Regions from separate parts of the Mus musculus genome. Here region 1 is linked to region 2. The links are chromatin loops, found by intact Hi-C in ENCODE. Cell type or tissue: left cerebral cortex. All regions are shown on one strand. Each heading gives the region's core, and the rest is flanking DNA. Links, peaks and the distances in the headings are about the cores only.

What was found. Hi-C counts contacts between places; a loop is a spot of excess contacts. Peaks named below come from ENCODE experiments on the same cell type or tissue, not always from the same donor. Only the 100,000 strongest peaks of a DNase experiment are listed, where the experiment ranks them.
Region 1: a loop joins it to region 2, with 3 times the contacts of the local background. A loop is called at or near these places in 3 of 42 quality-filtered maps.

The regions. Positions count from the first base shown.
Region 1 is chr13:81,939,488-81,948,892 of GRCm38, reverse strand. No RefSeq gene overlaps it. Among named protein-coding and RNA genes, the nearest start is that of Gm41009, 58 kb to the left of the region's middle. In left cerebral cortex, for the core only: a CTCF peak has its summit at 4,694 (motif pointing left); DNase peaks (open chromatin) are centred at 3,884, 4,672, 6,245, 6,739 and 5 more places; H3K4me3 peaks cover 2,160 bases; H3K27ac peaks cover 3,432 bases.
Region 2 is chr13:83,105,978-83,115,382 of GRCm38, reverse strand. All of the region lies in intron 1 of Gm33073 (a long non-coding RNA gene), which reads left to right. Among named protein-coding and RNA genes, the nearest start is that of Gm33073, 9.9 kb to the left of the region's middle. In left cerebral cortex, for the core only: no CTCF peak of the experiment used is centred there; DNase peaks (open chromatin) are centred at 2,442, 3,675 and 4,529; H3K27ac peaks cover 2,958 bases.

The DNA of each region.
Region 1 (9,405 bases), core at 391-8,390, 1.2 Mb after region 2:
CTCAGGGGAGGAACAGGTAGTTTTCCTTAAGGGTGTGTCTTCCAGTAAACTAACCACCACACTGCACTGGATGGTGTCACACCCAGAAATACATGAGGAACAAAAATCAAAGTTGATGGACTCCTATATTTTAAAAATGAGGACATAAAAATCAGAAAAAAAAAAGGAGGCAAGTTGGATTTGGGCAGAGTTAAGAAGAGAAGTTGAGGTAAATATTATCAAAATATATTACAAAACTCTCAACAAACTAATAGAAATATTTTAGAAACAAAAATTTTTCTGCCATTTGGAAAAATAAAAAATAATTTTTACTTTAAAAGAATTCATAAATAGTATCGAATTGTTTACAGATTCATCTTCACTTTGCAAATAGGAGTATTTTGTTTCTTTGAAAATAAATCACCAAGCGAGACATGATGGAGCACACCTTTAATGCCAACACTAAGAAAGCAGAGGCAGGTAGATCTCTGGGAGTTCAAGGGCAGCCAATGTAAATATCAAGTTCCTGTGCTAAATAGTGAGATCCATCTCAAAGAAAGGAAGGAAGGAAGGAAGGAAGGAAGGAAGGAAGGAAGGAAAGGAAAGGAAAGGAAAGGAAAGGAAAGGAAAGGAAAGGAAAGGAAAGGAAAGGAAAGGAAAGGAAAGAGAAGGAGAGAGTAGTCATAATTCTATTTACAAAGTGTGAGCCTATTGTAATAGAAGAAGTAAGCTTTGCAATGGAAGGAACTCAGGGAAAGCTAAATCCTCCCTGGAAAGGCAGTGCCTTCAAAATTTCTCTCTGCATCTACAGAGCAGTGATGTGACTTCTGCTTGGTCCTAACAGTAGCCACAGCGATGGCTATGAGGTTGAGATTTCACCATAGCTCCTAAGACTCCCATAAGCTAAATGAGAGGCTGAAGAAAAAAGAAGTTTAGCACCAGCCTTACCAAAAGGTTCTGTCATTTAGTTTCTTCTTTGAATTTTTCCATGTTCTAAAAAAAAAAAAAAAAAAAAAAAAAAAAAAAAAAAAAAAACAAGAAAGTAACAATTATACTTATGAAAACAAGAACACCCTGTGAAAGTTAAGTGCTGCCCACTATTCCTCTCTCCCATGCAAAAGAATACGTATACTATTTGAAGTTTCCTATTTATTTCTGATTATGCTATGTTGTTCATGGTGCTCAGATACCGTTTTTATACTCAATTACAGGTATCTTGAAGGCAAGAGCCAGGGCACAAAGCTCATGAAAACGCTATAGGAATCAAAACGCATCAAGGATAAATGGGCTTGCATGCTGGGATGAAGCAGAGACAGTGAGCAACGTATCCTGTCCCAAATGAGGGAGTTATACATACCATAGTTATTCAGAAAGGATTAAATGTACCTGTATTTCAGTAAATAGCTTGAAAACCTCTTGAAATTTTTTGATAATATCACACCACTCTTTCTTGTTAACTTATAACTTCAAATACTAAAAATAACAGTATGATAGTTCTAGTCTAATTTTATGTGTATATACACATAGTTATTCACATATCTGCATGTGTAAACATATGCACATATATATATATACACACATATTCATAAATATATATCCACTTATATATACATGCATATATGTAGAGAGCACACAAAACCAGAGAAAGTCTCCGTGTTATCCTGAGTGTATATGTACATTTGTCTATCCATCTGTCTGCCTGTCTGTCTGTAGGAATAAAGGGAAAGAAAGGCTTCTGACTGTCTGAGCAGACGTATGGCTAAAAATGACTGCTTCAGACATGAGTTCCTTTCCTGGAGGTCAAATATCTAAACAGACCCTGACTTAACACTTAAAAAGTCAAATTGATTTGTTGCCTCGTGGCTTCAGAACGCACTCTTGATCAACAGAGTGGCTGGCAAGTGGAGGACTTAGGGTGGGCAGGGAGGGTACTTACTGATCCGTGCACGGAAAGGTAGGATCACTTAGAAACACGTCACCACTGGGCTTGAAACATACACACACACACACACACACACACACACAAATCAATATTTAGGCACTACAAATAGTGCTGCAATTTATCTGGCATGAGCAATAAGAAAATAACAGATAACTCACAAAACGACTGTGGAACACAGGATGGAGAATGGCTTATCATTGTGAGAAGTCTATCAGATATACATTAGAAATCAAAATGTAGACTGGCATGGATATTTTCATACTGTTCAGTGTGGTTGAACAAACTTCACCCTCTGAACCACGATGATCTTATTTTAAGCAGGATGATGAATTTTACCTTCTGCATTTTTCGAAAATGAAGTTAGAAACCATTAACAGAATATTAAACATCACCTGCACATAGACATTTCATAGATGTCTGATTAAAATGGAATTTTTATTAAAAGAAAAAACAATTAAAATTGTGTAGGTGGTTAGAGGAAGTGTATGTGGTTTAAATACTAAATATGATCTTTAAGATAAACATGTATAGCTTTCCTTAAAACATTCTCAGCAATCCTTCTATGGGAGGGTTAGCGGTTATCTGGCATATTAAATGTATCCAGGCTAAGAAAGGGGCTTGTGGCCACAGCCTCCTCCTTTCCAGGGAGAGGGGCCACATTGGAAGTGGATTGACAGTTTCGACTGAAAACAGCTTTCTGAGAGGCTAATCATATAAAGTATTGCAAATGAATAAGGACTACGGGAGGGAGGTGTTCACCTGCCTGTCTCCGCCGTGCAAGATGAGAGCCTGTCTGTACTCACACATGCGCTGACTTAAAAAAAAAAAATCACATAAAAAACAACATCTTTGCTACAGAGACGTTTTTAACAAGTATTACAGAAAGAGCACCAGCTACCAAAAAGAGTTGCCAGGGCCAGAAGGAGCCATCAATCGAAACAGTTTACATTTCAAAGTTTTTCCAAGAAGAGTGAAAAACGTCTCCCTTCCTTGATGGGAAACAGGAGGAGCTGTAGTGAAGAATCTATTAGCTGCCTTCTTACTCCCCGCTTCGCTCTCCAGAGCAGCCCTTTAACCCTTAGCCTTGCCAACAGGTTAGAGGGAGGGAAGGCAACGCTTGCCTCCCCTGGGGTCCCTGCCCTCTGCCGCTTGCAATGCGGCAGATAAATTCCTCATCTTTGTGAGCGTTCATTGTTCAAGGAGGAGCCTTTTCATTCTGGGGACTCTGCACGATCTCGGGTCACCTTCAGTTCTCCATACCGTGCTCCTCGATGTCGCTTAAGGAGCGATCCTCCCAATCAGCCAGAGGATGCCTTTTCTACTGGAGATAATCCAAGAATTCTCTTATTTATCTCCACTTCATTTTTGACCTGGGAATGGATGGTAACAATGGTATATTTTAATCAAAACTCATATGTGTGCTTTAATTGTTATAATATAGTAAGAAAAGTTTGCATGTTTGTCTCTGTTGGAGTGGGGCGAACCACACATTCTACCATCGAAAAACAAATTTTAAAAGGTGCAAAATTAACACACATACTTTTGTTTGGGGCTTTCAAGTTTTTATTTGCTTTTTCATTTTATTTGTAATCATAAAATCTGATTCTTCTGAATACACTAGAGTAAACTGCCCATTTTTATTTTCAGTAACTAGAAGAGAGGCAAATATAAGTACTAAATCAAGGGGGGGGGAATTAATTTCACAATTAAGTCTTGGGGCTAAAGATAAAAACACTGAGAACCTTTTGTCACTAACTGATGTTCCATTCTGTAGTGCTTGTAATTTGTTCATTTTCCTTCCTACAACATGCCCAATATGCCAGCAATCCTACCATTAGACTCAAATGTGTCACTACATACACATGACCAACGGGAAATGGGTACAACCATAATGAAGATGCAGATAGCCAGAAGCAGTGCTAAGACCTTTGTCTTAGACTGAATGTAAATACAGTAGGAGCAGGAAAACGAAGGCGTAGGGAGCTTCTAATTTTTGTACATACAAACAAATGCTGTTCATCATATCTGCAAAAAGTAGACTTTCTTAGATTGACTTATTGACATAAATTACACAATATCTCTGGAAATCGTCAACAGTTTCTATATCAACATCCCTTGCAAATACCATTGGTTCTCAGTGAACTCCTTCTGACCTCCTGGTCCGAGGCTGTCACTGTGTGATGTACATAATTCTCTCAACACTGATCCATTACCTCTGCCCAGTGTTGGGGGTCAGGCCAATAGTGTAAAGTCAAAGATAATTAGCAGCCCTATCAATAACCAGTTACAGGATCTCCGCCCAAGTGACAGGACAGAAAAGCCAAGAGAGGACATCGCATTATAAAGTGAGAGAGATGTGCCGACATCTTCTCTGGTTCAAGCGGCTGCTATGGACTATCAGCATCACCAGGAGACCTCACTACATTAGCATAAATTCAAATGACAAATGCACAGTGCTATTCAGAGACTCATTAATTTGCAGTGGGTGCCGTGCTCATGACATATTAGTGCAAAATTCAAATGTCTTTGTAGCAATGCGAATTTAGTTGTGAGACCAAAGTCGCTAAAATGAAAATGTGTGGGTTTTTTTAGCAGTTTATTAAATTATGAACTGTGATGACTATATCCGTGCATCTTTTTAAGCAGATGAGGTCCAGCGTGCTCCAGCGGCAAACGCATGGTTTGTGTTGATATTTTCCCTTCAGACAGTTTCCTCGCAGCAGATCAGACTGTCTGCTCTGAGCTCTTGCTGCATACGGGCTGAGAGCGCCCCCTTCTGGACAAATGACAATGTCACTTGAAAAAGAAGACCAGACCATTTATTGTTTTCCTTTCTTATTTTTAACAGAATTTGATATAAAGAATTTCAGGGCCCACCTCAAACCCAAAGAAACCAGCTTGGAATCATTTGTTGTAATAAGAGAATACAACAACTTTCTATGAAACGCCCAAGCATCACCCACTGTCGAAAGTGATCTACAATTATTTTGTATGGCACTTTTTTCTCTAACATCTCACAAAATTGTCCTTAAAAATAATGTCCTGGTTTATATATGCTAAGAAAATAAGCAATGAAATATTGTTAATCATTGTATTCTTGCTCCACAATATCATGGAAAAATTACAATTACTAGGAGTTTGTTTTATCGCTTTAAAAAAAAAAGCAAGCATATCCACAGAGCCTTTTCAACAAAGCAACCACATATGTATTGTATGCATCTCAGTTAAGGAGACAATGAATAGACAGGGTAAAGGTTGACTCACATCTGGTCCAGATGTGGATAGTGAGTTTTCCTGTTTCACAGATGGTAACATCCGCCCAGTTACTTCATTACTCAAAATAGCCTTATCAATAGTGTGTTTCAAATACTAACATACCCCACAATATTAAAAACACTGCTCTAATCAGTAAAATAATGACATGAAGAGAGTTAATCTTCTCTGCAGGAATAACATAGCAAAAAATGTACAATATCAGCCTCTGTGTTTCTCGGGGTTCAGGGTTCTAATCTTGTTGCAGCAGAGTTACACCCCAGGTTTATGAAGTAAACACTCATCAACTCATGTTGATGTTTAATAGTAATAAATGTATATATATATATATATATATGTGTGTGTGTGTATGTATATATATATATATATATATATATATATATATATATCAGTCCTCAGTGGAAGGGCCAACTTGTCAAATAGTAACACACATCTGAATAAATTGGAAATCATATTAATATTTGGAAATAATTTTTAGAATAATAAAAATTTCAGAAATAAGAAATACACACCTTTCAGCCATTTGAAGTAACTAACCTCCACTGGTGTATTAGGAGTCTTCGCTATCAGACTCTTATGTTTATCATGCTTTAAGCTTTACATAAATTACATAAAGTAGAGGGGGAGTCATGGCAAACTATTAATGCTTACGGGCCTAGTGATGTACTTCCTATGCATTTATGATAAGTGCAGGAAAGAAAACCTTCAAAAGAAAGATATATAGTTTTAAATTCCATTATCATAATATCATTAAAGCTGTGCATCATTTTCAACAATTAAAAGTAAGATCCTAGTCATGTATTTTACTTACTGAACGCTGAGTTAGTCTTGAGATACTTAGCAGGCTCGTTTTATTTTATAGTAGCTGCTACAAAGAAGATCTGCAGCTAATGAGGATGGAGAGGGATCGTGTGCATTAAACTCGCGGGCGTGGTGTGTGGCTGAACAGTATTAGATTAGCCCTGCAGCCAGATGTCTAGGCATCACTTTTCCCTAATGAATTCTCTTTTACCGGATAATTAGAATCCTAGACCCTGGGAATGTCAGAGCTGTGAGGCCCATTGTTGAACATCCTTCACTTTATGGATGTAGAAATCAGAAACATGGAGTTGCTAAGCAAATTTTCCAGAACTTAATGACTAGAACGTGGCAGGTACGAGGCAAGAACCGTCTTCTTCAGAATCTCTTCTCAAACTAGAAATGAGAACAGTCACCCAGAGAGCTGTAAGAAGGTGGCTGGGTCCATTTCCAAAGCCCTTGGTTCTTTTTGTCTAAGATAGGACTAAGGAATTTGTATTTGTAACAAGTTTCAGGTAGTGGTTTCCAAGGTATAATGTCCTTGATGGCACTGGGACTGTCTGAATGTAAGCATTTTTCTGATGGCACTTTTTATGTGAACAAAGCAACCTCATCCCAGAGTCACCACATTCCTTTAGCATCTTCTCATCAGCTCTCTGAAAGGGCTGGAGTGACATCCACGGTGACAGTTGGGAAGGTAGGGCACTCATGTAAGGGACTCCTGAGGAGTCACAGTCATCCCAAACATCAGTGACTCATAACACAGTCCAGCTAAGTGCCACTTACAAGGAGGTCCGCTGCCCTTCCCCATGAGTTATCAATGCCTACATCAATACAGGAGTTTGAGTCCTTTCCCAGTCTCTGAAGTAAAATAGCACTTAATGGTCCTAAAGAACCAAAGTGCAAGTCATCATTGCTTATGTCATCTTAGCAAATATGTCTTAAGACCAGGAGAAGACATCTGTGTAAGTGAACTTGACCTCACCTGTGATTGAGGCTCTGGCTCACAGCAGGAGTATATGTGAGATGGACTCAACAGGGGCACACACCAGTTTACATCTACAAGGTAGAGTTCAAAAAACCTTATAATACCACAGTCATATGAGTGGAATCTGATTTCTCCCTTTCTTTTTCTTCTGGTTTGGAGAATGACTGATGAAGATAATATATACACATACATATTTATATATGTATGATGCATATCATATATACATGTATATATAGAGAGAGATATCATGTATGTTTCTATCAGTCTAGAAAATAAATGACTGACTTCGAAACGAATTTAATTATCTGTGTCAACCCTGATGTTTTTGTATATTGTCACCTATTTATTTTCATAAATTCTATTATATCACTTTCAAATAGATTTGATTTCACAAAATGGGCCTGATCCTAACTCATACCATGAACAAAATGACATCATTCTGAACATTAATATGTCCTCTGTAAAACACAATTCATAGTTGGAGAGTTCTTGGCTTGATGTATTCATTATTTCCACAGAAGACGGCTTTTTCAGTTAAAGCAGTGTACAAGTAATACTGAGTCCTACGCAGTGTTGAGCTATTCCTTTTATTTGATTTTCTACAGTCGCCCTAATGTTTAGATAAGCCAGTCAAGTCATAGAAAGGACTAAGACAGGCTTTATCACTGCTGGGGTGCATACAGGATGCCCCTAAGCTTATTAGATGGATACTTTTTGTGGAATATATTTAATCTCAATCAAAGGCTTCTACATCACTTTTGATTATTTGATTCCCAGATAAAAGACACATGCAATTTTTAAATTACAATGAGCCTTTATCAGCACTAAAGCTGGTTCAGATATCTATCCTCCAAGCCGTTAGAATTTACTTTCTTATCCATAACCCTGAATTATCACTTACTATGTACCGTCTAGGCTCCTCTTAACTCCAATTGGACAGCCCTCATGGCTGTGATCTTAAGATGCTTATGCCACAGTGTCTTTTCCTCTCTCTCTCTCTAGTTCTTCTCTCTCCTCAGGGTCTTCTCAGACCCCACGTTTTGGAACCCCAAACCCCACCTATGTCTCTTCTGCCCAGCTTTTGGCTGTCAGCATCTTTATTTAACCAATAGTGTTAACTTAATGAGCAAGGTCACATTGTACCGGCAGATTCTCTCATTCCTGGGACCAACCAGGCCTTGGGCCCAGTATTCATCTTGAATTACATACATCACATTACATATCATTATCATTACAGTGCATATCAAAAGATCCAACCTCAACAGATCCTGAAAGAAATACTTCAATGTCCACTATCGATCCTCCAGCACCTCCCATTAATTAGCTCCTGATGGAAAACTCTTTCCTAGCTTCGGGTACTTGCCCTTTCATTTTTCCTCCCATTCTGGGTAAAATAGACCTATTCTGTACCATAGGCCCTGAACTGCTTGCCATTTCTGAATTGTAGCAGGAGCCTTGGTTTTTTATGTGTGCATGAAGCTGCAGTTATCACTATAGAAAGAGTCATGAGTGGCAGACACACATGTCTTACTCAGAATTGAAGCCTGTGAGTAGAAGTCTTCTTTCCAAACAACAGAATACTTTGTCCTTTAAAAAGGCAATTAAGATGGGGCTGGTGAGATGGCTCAGTGGGTAAGAGCACCCGACTGCTTTTCCAAAGGTCCAGAGTTCAAATCCCAGCAACCACATGGTGGCTCACAACCATCTGTAATGAGATCCGACTCCCTCTCCTGGAGTGTCTGAAGACAGCTACAGTGTACTTACATATAATAATAAATAAATCTTTAAAAAAAAAAAGGCAATTAAGCACTATCAAAAACTGTAGCAGGTTACTTGACAAAATATACATTGGTATCAATGGGTAGGCTAGCCTTCTGTGAATACTGAGGCAAAAGAAAATAGTAGCCTATTAATTCAAGTTGGCTGTTCTACAACTGTATTCTTTGTTTATACCTTTTCATTTAAAAATATATGCATGTGCACTATTTTTAGTACTGGGTAAAAATAAAGTGAAGTGTTTTGTGGTTTGTTAAGCAGGTCTATTTTACCTATTTCTAAAACCTCTCTGATATTTCTAAGCAGTTATTTTACACTTAGGCAGTAAAAAAGAGAGAAAGTATTTTTGTCTTGAAGAATCGTTATTAATTAATTAATTAATTAATTAGCGTGAATTCTCTGTGAAATTTCATTTTCTGTATCCACTCATAAAATTGTACAGACAATTGCATTTTGTGTGTGAGTCGATTGGTAAATCTGATTTCAGAAAGAATTAGTAAAATACTTATAAATGATTTCTGGGTTCCTGGCTGCCATTTGTAGCACTGGCTTAGATTTCTAGACTTCTCAGAAACAGCCACGGCAGCAGGTGCTGTGCTACTACCAGAGTGTTCTCATCTGCTTTGTCCTGCCCCGTCCTGCAGGAGGT
Region 2 (9,405 bases), core at 538-8,537:
GGCTGAACTCCTGAAACTATAAGACAGGACCAATTAAATATTTTCCTGTGTAAGAGTTGCTATGTTCATAGTCTCTTAATGTAGTAAAGAAGTAGAAACATAGACGCCAGTGGTGCTGAGGGTAATTTGAACTCTAGAAGCTTGGATCAAGAGGTTTCAGGGAAGAATAATATTAGTATATGTCCTAGAGACCAATCTTGTGTTATTTTAGCAAAGAATGGGGCTGCTTTTTTGCTCTTGTCCAAAAAAAAAATCTGTCTGGTGCTAAATTAAAGAGTTTTACATTAAGGACATTGACAGAGGAGATTTCAAAACAGCCTAATATTGACCACATCGCCTGGTTATTAGTGGCCAGTCTCAGTCAGATCTATAATGAAAGGAGCAAACTGATCAAAAAGCAATACAAAATGTACAAAGGTGACATAAGAAAGTGTACTAGAGCTAAGTCCTGAGCTCAAAGAGATAAACAGACTAAAGAAAACCTGGATATTAAATGGAATAAAGGGAGTAGTAACCTCAGAGCAAGTCTTCAACCAGCTAAGCTTCCAATCTATGAAAAAGAATCAGGGCAAGTTTAGGGCTTTCACACACATTTAGTCACAGCATTCAACACTTTGGGGGCAGAGGAAGGCAGATTTCATAATTCATGGCCAACCTGGTATAGCAGAACAAGTTTCAGGACAACCAACTTTAGGCGGTAAAGGAAAAAATCAAAAGCAGAAAGCTGGTGAGAATGTATTTGAATGAGGGGCCATGTTGCAACCTCAGTAAGCAGCAGAACTTTGCAACTTCACTGATACAAGAAAAGGGTTACAAAATGCCCCTCTGTGACTAAGGAAAGTTGCTGACGTCAGGAGTGTGGCAGAAATGTTTCTGCATGGAGATCAAGAAGAGCTACTTCATGAAGCTACAAAAGTGAAGTCTGGACTGCCTTGGAGATGTCCATGAAGCCAGAGCCATGGAGAACCTGTTGAAAGAAGCTGTTAAAAGGGAGTAGAAACAACTAAAGAGGAAGATGTATTTTGTAGTCAACAAAGCTAAAAGGACTTCGAGATCTGAAACATACTTTGAAGATGTAGAGCTTGGAGTTTTCTCAGCTGTTTTTAGCCATGGTCCAGTGTTTCTTCATGGTGTTCCCTTTTCTCCCTTTGGGACTTGCAATGTCTATTCTATACCACTGTTTGTTGGAAAGTATGGTGAATCTTTTAAATTAAATTTCTTTTAATTTTGATTTTATAGAAAATTAGGGTAAAAAGAATGCCACCAGTCCTCAAAAGGAGTGTGAACTTTATGCTTTTAAACAATGTTGAGACTGTGCTAAACTATGGGGATATTCTAAGTTGAACTGAATACATATTTGCATTATGATATGGCTATAAGCCTATGGAGGCCAGGGAGTGGAATGTGGAGGTTTAAATAAGAATGACCTCAAATATATAAGCTTATATATTTAACTGTTTGTTAGCCAAGGAGTGGCACTTGTAGCCTTGTTGAAGAAAGTGTGTCACTGTGGGTTAGGTATGAGGTTTCAAATATTCAAGCCTGCTCCAGTGATTGTCTCTTTCTGCAGCCTGCTGATCCTGACGAAGCATCTGCCTGCATGTCAACATGCTTCTACATGACAAGTGACTAAACCTCTGAAAGTACAAGGTGGCTCCAACTTAATGTGTTCCTTTATAAGAATTGCCATGCTCATAGTGCGTCTTCACGGCAACAGAATACAGACTAAGACACAAAGTGTGCATTGATTGCTTAAACACACACACACACACACACACACACACACACACACACACACACACACACACGAGACAGAGACACTTGAAAAAGCACTTCTATTTGTTGAAGATGTGGCAGACCGCTTGCAATGTTTTGCTTCAGGCCTAGTGTTTTCTGGGATTTCATCTCCAGGTTCTACATTTATGGCTTTGCCCTCTCACAGATGACAGGTTTGCTCAAGTGAGAGGAAAATAACTTAGGTGAATCCATATATTAATGAAGGGTAAAGGGATAAAGCTAGTAGTCTATGTTCAAAGTACTATGGTTTTAATTTTAAGTGTCTTTGCTCTCAGACACAGGCATAATTAATCCAAAAATTGATGCCCCTGAACTCCTTTGGAAAGTTTTCTCTGTATCTAGGCATTTTTTCAGTCAGCAAATTTCTGGAAGTTTGACATCAGTGAGTTCTCACAGGCCTTCCATACTTTGTTGTTGTTTATTCCACTTGACGAATTTATAACATGAGGTCACACTCTATCCATGAAGCTTTGCTTTCCATCTGTTCTCCATCTTTACTCTATTATTAGTCCAGGCTTCTGGGATTTTGATCCTGCTTCATTTCCAGGACCCTTGTTGACGTCAGTGAGCACCCTAGGCAGAGGACTGCATGGTAATCAGCATGGCTCCACAGACTGTCTACAGAAGAACGCTTGGTCTCTGTGATACTGTGCGTTCGTTGGATGAACTCCTGCTTACTTCCTATGAGCAGTGGAGCTCACACCGAATGTTTAATGCAACCTCCAGTACAGGATGATATACTTGCTTCACCACCTATGTGTATTGACTTTCTGCTAAAAGGCTTTTATCATAAATTTAAAGAATTACCCAAATACATCTCAGGCTGTTGCTGAGAATGCAAGGTTTTTAACTATGTTTCTCCTACATTGATTTCAGTTAATATATTTTAACCACCCCCTTATTTTACTATGCCTTTTAATTTGTTATTCATTTGTTTCAAACCAGAACTTTACAGAAGCACTCTAGACCCACAGGAACTGAAATAGTTTGCTTTCATTATCTGGTAGACCTTCTCGAGTCAGTAGCCCTGGCAGAAACCACAAAACTGTACAAACTGGCAACTGTGGGTTTGTCTGTTCTCTATTGATTCTATTTCTAGAAACACACACACACACACACACACACATCAATGAATAAGCTATGTGATGGTACTCTTTAAGCTACCATCAGAAGGGGAATAGGGACATTTTGCAAGCAGGTCAGGATGGGACCTAAGGTTTTTAATTTGCATTTATGCATGGATTTTGATAGCAGTTCTACAACCTGATTTGCCGAAGTCTATTATTTCTAAATATGCTATTAAAATTGTGGAGCACCATGAATCAAATTGTTTAAAATCTAATAAGCTTCATAATAAAATGCTCATATTGACTAGTTTGAATACTTACTTTTTTTTTTCTTCTGAGAACTGCAAAGCAACTCCACCATAATTTTTTAAGGGAAAAATGCACTTATATATTTTTAAAGACTGAGAAGCTGTGACCCTTGAATTGTTCTCCTCTGTGATCTATCACTATGTAGAGTGTTATTTACTTAATAATTTTATTAATTAATTTTGTTATATTGCATGCCCTAGTGAAAAAATTCTGAGTTTGGCTTTAATAGCTGTGTGCCCTTGGACCTTTCTTTTCTCATCCATTAAATACTAAATGATCAAAAAACCTCTAGTGACTGTCCTAATATGCAAATTCAAAACCAGTCTTTGACAGCACAGGAGAAATATCTATAGTGGAAAAGATCATAGGTAGTGGAGAACAGAATACTGTGAAGTACACACATGCCTTCATACACATATACACGTTCAACAGAAAAACCAAAATAGCTCCTCTCTCCTCCTCCCCCAACAATGACAATGCAGCCATCTGTTGGATGTTCCACTTCACTTAGCAGCTGCTCTCAGATACAGAAATCTGCATTCCTGCAGCTTGTGTGGTATGCGGGCAGCATGTGTGGGTACTAGAATTTGACACTCCCACCCAAAGGAATGGCTTTCATTGAATAAAAATGATCACAGGGGCTTCTTATTCTCCCACCTCACAAATGCCTGTTTCCTGACCATTGGTATTTGGGCTATCTCTACTCTTTTGTCTATTAAAATGACTGTCTTAGACATTTCACATCAAGCAAGGATCTAAAATTGAAGAGGGCACTAGGGAAGGGGTTTAGTAAAACTCGTGGCCTGCCAGAAACTCACTCATGAAGAAGAGGGAGCACAGCAGCTGGAACATAAACTTCCATATGACTTTTATTTTGCCCATACCCCCAGCAATGTACTTAAGTACTGAAGAATAACCATTGTTGAAGTGGAATGTAGGAGGCTTGAAAAGCAGCATTAATCTTAACATCAAACTTGGAGAAAATATACACAATGAACCTAAAATAAAGCATAAAATGAACTTTTCTGAATAGTCCCCTCCACAGACCATCTTTCCCATGCTGACATTTGTCTTATGCATATATGTTATATAAAGGCATGTCGTTTTATTTTTTTGTACTTATAGAGGTTGTGAGGAACAGCAGTTACAATCACAAACAAGAAAGTGTTCTGCAGTCTCTCGAAGAGAACCTTGTATAAAATTGGATCCTCTTTTGAGTGCATAATTTAGGACATTTGTTACAAGATTACTGTGGTTTTCTATAAATGTTAGTTTGCTGTATTATTTTCCATGAACTAGTTTTCCAAAACGCAGAATATTTTGCCCCCAAAACATGGAAGCACTAAAGCTCGATGAGACTCTGATTCATGGGGTGTCACCCAGAAACAGCTGGTCAGCCATCTGCAGCCCCAGAGTCCTCTTATTCTTACTATATTCAGCTAATTCTTTATGGAGAGGGGAGGAAGACACATAAATCCTGGGAGAAAAGGCATGGCTTGTGTGAGAAATGAGGACTGACTTGTGCCAACGAAGGGCTGGTGGCCTGATGTGCTAATTGGGAAGGCCTCCTCTCATGCACACTAGACTCACAACTCTTCACTACGTTTGCACTATTTTCTTTGCATCCTTTTCTTTGGAGAAGGGAAAGAAATGATGATATGCCATTGATTGTTTTGTGGGAATTGGTCCAGATGAAACCTCCCTCTGGAGACATAACCAAACATTTCAAAGCAGTCCTGAGTGTGCAAGACCAAGGACAAGCCTGGTATTCTGACCTGTGTGCTTGTCCTCTCATCTCTCAAGTGCACTAAACTAGACCTTTTTAAAGCAATAGATCTTGTGGTAAAGCATGTTGGGCATAACAAATAATACAAGATTAGGAGTTGTTTTTTTTTTTTTTATTTTTGTCAGAAACATTATGGTAAAAAAGTAAAATTTTAGGCAACATTCCTTTACTTTAAAATTGGTAATCCTGTATTAAAGTTGTGTGCACCCAGAATTACCTTTTTGTTTTGCTTTATTATTATTATTATTATTGAATTGGCAAGGGACCCTATTGGCAGAGGAAAGGATGGCTGCTGATGTTATCCTCTTCAGCCAGATGAGTATCCTTGAAGCAACTCATTCAGATATCCAAGACAGATGACGGTTGACTGTGTGGAATGGAAGCTGTTGGTAGGTGCCCTGGTGTGTGCTGCTCTCAGATGAGTGTAATGATAGTTTAACCTGATCCTGTGTGTCTCTGGAGAACATTTTGGCCATGGGGATATTTTTTCTTGAATCATCAAGCCCTTTACCCATTCTTCCTATAAGCATGGATATGCAATATTTCTCTCACACACACACACACACACACACACACACACACACACACACACAAACACACACACACACATACACGGACTATTCTTACTGGACTGAGGAGGAACCTTACAGTAGTTTTAATTTTTATTTCTCTGATAGCTAAGAAGGTTGAACTTTTTCTATTGAGAAATGTCTCTTCAATTCATTTGACCAATTACTATTTTTTGAATAATATTTATTTATGGATTTGTTTCTTTCTTCAGTTGTTTATATATCTTAGGTATTAACTACCTGGCGAGATTGTTTTCCCCATTCTTTTGTGTTCATTTTGCTGATTCTTTTCTTTTTTTCTGCAAAAGTGTGTGTGTGTGTGTATGTGTGTGTGTGTGTGTGTGTGTGTGTGTGTGTGTGTGTGTGTGTGTGTGAGTGATACATGTGTTCCTGAATGTGTGCATGAGTGTGGTTATGTGAGTTCCACAGAACATGAATGGAGGACAGAGTCCAATATTATGGGTAAGTCTTCACCTTTCAGCTTTTCTGAGACAGGATCTCTTTGTTGCTTGATAGTGCTTACTCCAGGCATATTGCCATCTCTCTCATTTGTAGACTCTATCTTGAATTCCCACCTCACTGAAGGACCACTAGCATTACAGAAGTAGTCTATCACACCTGACTTCACATAGGTTCTCTAGATTCAAACTCAGGTTCTTACCCTTGCATCTCACCCATTGTGTCACCTCTGCAAACTCACTGAGAAGCTTTTTAATTTCACGTGGTCTCATCTATGCATATGTGGCATTGCATTCGCTTCTAGACATTTCTTCACTGTTCCTATCACAGAAAGTATTTTAGTTATGATTTATCCTAGTAATTTCAGAGGTCTGTGCAAGTAAGTCATGAAAGGGTAACATATTTAACCTCTGTCCTTTGTGTGTGACATCCCCACAGACTTTTTGTTTCCAGGCTTTTGGCAATATTTTGGAACAGTGTAGGCACTTTAGAGGATGAAGTTCATTTGGTAGTAGCCATCACTAAGAGCAAGTCTTTGTGGATTATAACCCACAATTCTGTGCACCTGACCAACTGTGGCATGAGACTATAACATTCTGTTCTAATGTGAACACTATACCTTCTGGCTCATGATGGACAGACACTTCTAAATATGAACCAACATGAGCCCTCCTATCTAAGCTGTTTCTCTTAGGTATTATTGCCATAGCAACACAAAAGTGACTGATAAACCCAGTTGCTTGTCCTGTGTTTTACCCATGTACCACACAGCTGACACTCAGCTTCAGGAAGGTACAGACCTCCCACATCTGAATGCTTATATTTGCTCATATGCCAGGTTCCCAGCCTAAAAGATAGAGATGGGCAGAGAAGACTTTCCTATGTCTGCTTGTGCCAATGGCTCAGGGTAGAGCAAGAGGAGTAGATTTGGAGTAAAACTGCATGCACACTGAGAGTTGGGTCCCATGTCTCCACCAGCTGCCTGCATAAAATTCAGTCATGTGCCACAAGAATGTGTAAAGATTCGGATTCAGACTTAGAGCCTACAAGAATTACGTGACGCAGAGCAAGACATTATTTTTTCTTCTAGCTCCAGGGTTACTGTATAAATCTTCATATATCTTATATTAACATGGAGACTGAGTTCATAAATATAGTTGAATAAATGCTTCTTTGGTCCATCAACTGTCATTAATACCCTTTGAGCCTCCTCTTGGAAGCCTTCTGGACTCATCATGGGGTCTGTGCCTCTTTCTATCCCAATACATTCCGTGACAGAATTCTTTTATCTTCCTTCCTTCCTTCCTTCCTTCCTTCCTTCCTTCCTTCCTTCCTTCCTTCCTTCCTTCTTTCCTTCCTTCCTTCCTCCCTTCCTTTCTTCCTCCCTCCTCCCTCTCTCTCTCTCTCTCTCTCTCTCTCTCTCTCTCTCTCTCTCTCTCTCTCTCTCTCTCTCTCTCTCTCTCTCTTTCTTTGAACTTCACTAGCTTTAATAGCATTATATAAAGCTCTAAACAAGCAAGTTGTGAAAGAAGGAACATTCCCAGTAAGTAAATATGTCTTTGATGGATTATTTTAAATGGAAGGCTGCAAACTGAAGCTGACCATTCATCTCTGCCTGCTCCATAACAGACATGCAATGTGCTCCACCACCTCAAGCTCACAATGCCAGGATTCCCTTGCCATGGAGGACTATGCCCTTACACTGTGGGGTAAAATAACTCTTTATTCCTTAAGTTGTGTTTATTCTGTATTTTGTCCCAACAATAAGACAAATAACACAGTTGCCTGAATAGATGGACCAGAAAACAGGCCTTCATATCATATTTCTTTAACATTTTGCAGGTTTGATTTCTGATTCACTCTGACACTTACATACTTATTTTGAGTCAGAAGCCTACAAGAGCTGATTAGTCATTCTCTTTTCTTCATCATTGCGACTTGAAGAACCAACTTATTGGAGAAAGGAATTATTCTGCTTCTTAGTTTCAGAAGCTTTTATACATGGTCATTGGGTTCCACATTGAGTTATTTTATTTTTATACATTTTCTTACTAATATTGCATTCATTTCTTTTTTTCTATTAGTTTATTTATTCACTTTACATCACTATCTCATGCTTCTTTCCACCGAGTTCCCCTCACACTGTCCCTGCTATATACATATTGTGACAGGCATAGGTCCAGCCCATGCTCTGTATTTCATTGGTGGTTCAGCCTCTGGGAGTCTACAAGACTCCAGGTCAGTTGATTCTGTTGGAACTCTTATGGAGTCTGTATAAATCATCTTCATATATCTTATATTAGATATATGCCTAATGTCTATCAATCTTTCCCCAACTCTTCCATAAGTCTTCCTGAGCTTTGTCTAATGTTTGGCTGTGGGTCTCTGCATCTGTTTTGGTCAACTGTTGGGTGGAGCCTCTCAGAGGATAGTTATGCTAGGCTCCAACTTGCAATCATAACAGAGTATCATTAATAGTGTCAGGGATTGGTTCTTGCCCAGGTATGCTTCCCAAATTGAGTCACTCAGTGATGGGCTATTCCTTCCATCCACGCTCCATTTTTGTCCCTGTACTTCTTGTAGGTAGGACAATTTTTGGGTCCAAGGTTTTATAGGTTCCACTGTTTTTGCACTGTTTTATGTTGATGTACTTTCACCAGTGCAGGAACATGGCAGAGATCATTGATGGAACAAAGCAGCTCATAGGACATGGCCAGGAAATAGAACAAGAAAAGAATTTGATAACCTTTATTGTCATGCCTCTAGTGACCTATTTCCTCCAGCAAGGCCAGTCATTCTAGTTTCTACAAGCCTTTCTATGCCACTGACCCCGTGATTCTATGAATGAAGCTGGCACTGTCGTGACCCAACCACTTCCCAAAGCTCACAATTTGCCAGTTAATCCTTTAATATCTGAGTCTTCAAAGCTTTTCACAAAGAGTCTTCAAATTCACACAGGAATTATGTCTAGGCTAAAATGATAGCAAGCCGATATAGCAAGTGGTATGGTAGTTAAAACCATAAATGTTCAAATGAGATGTCCTAGTGTTCAAATAACAATCCACATACACATCTTACTTCACCTCCTGAGAGTTCACTTGACTTCTTTTATGTGACATTACTAAGTGTAACAGGGTATGCTATATAAAAATGTTATGAGGATTAATTAATTCATACATAAACACATATAGATATGATTGAGAAACATATATGCATCATGGCACGTCTCACTTGTATGACTTGCTACTTTTCACATTAGTAGTTGTATTTCTAGAAATTCACATTAGCAAGGCAAGTTCCATCAGTCAGCAGGAAATGGAATTTCATGAGTGCTCCAAAGGACATTGGGAGTAACTACTTCTTCTGCAATCACCTCAGTATTCTCTCTTTGGAGACTTCAGTACCACTATTTGGTCCT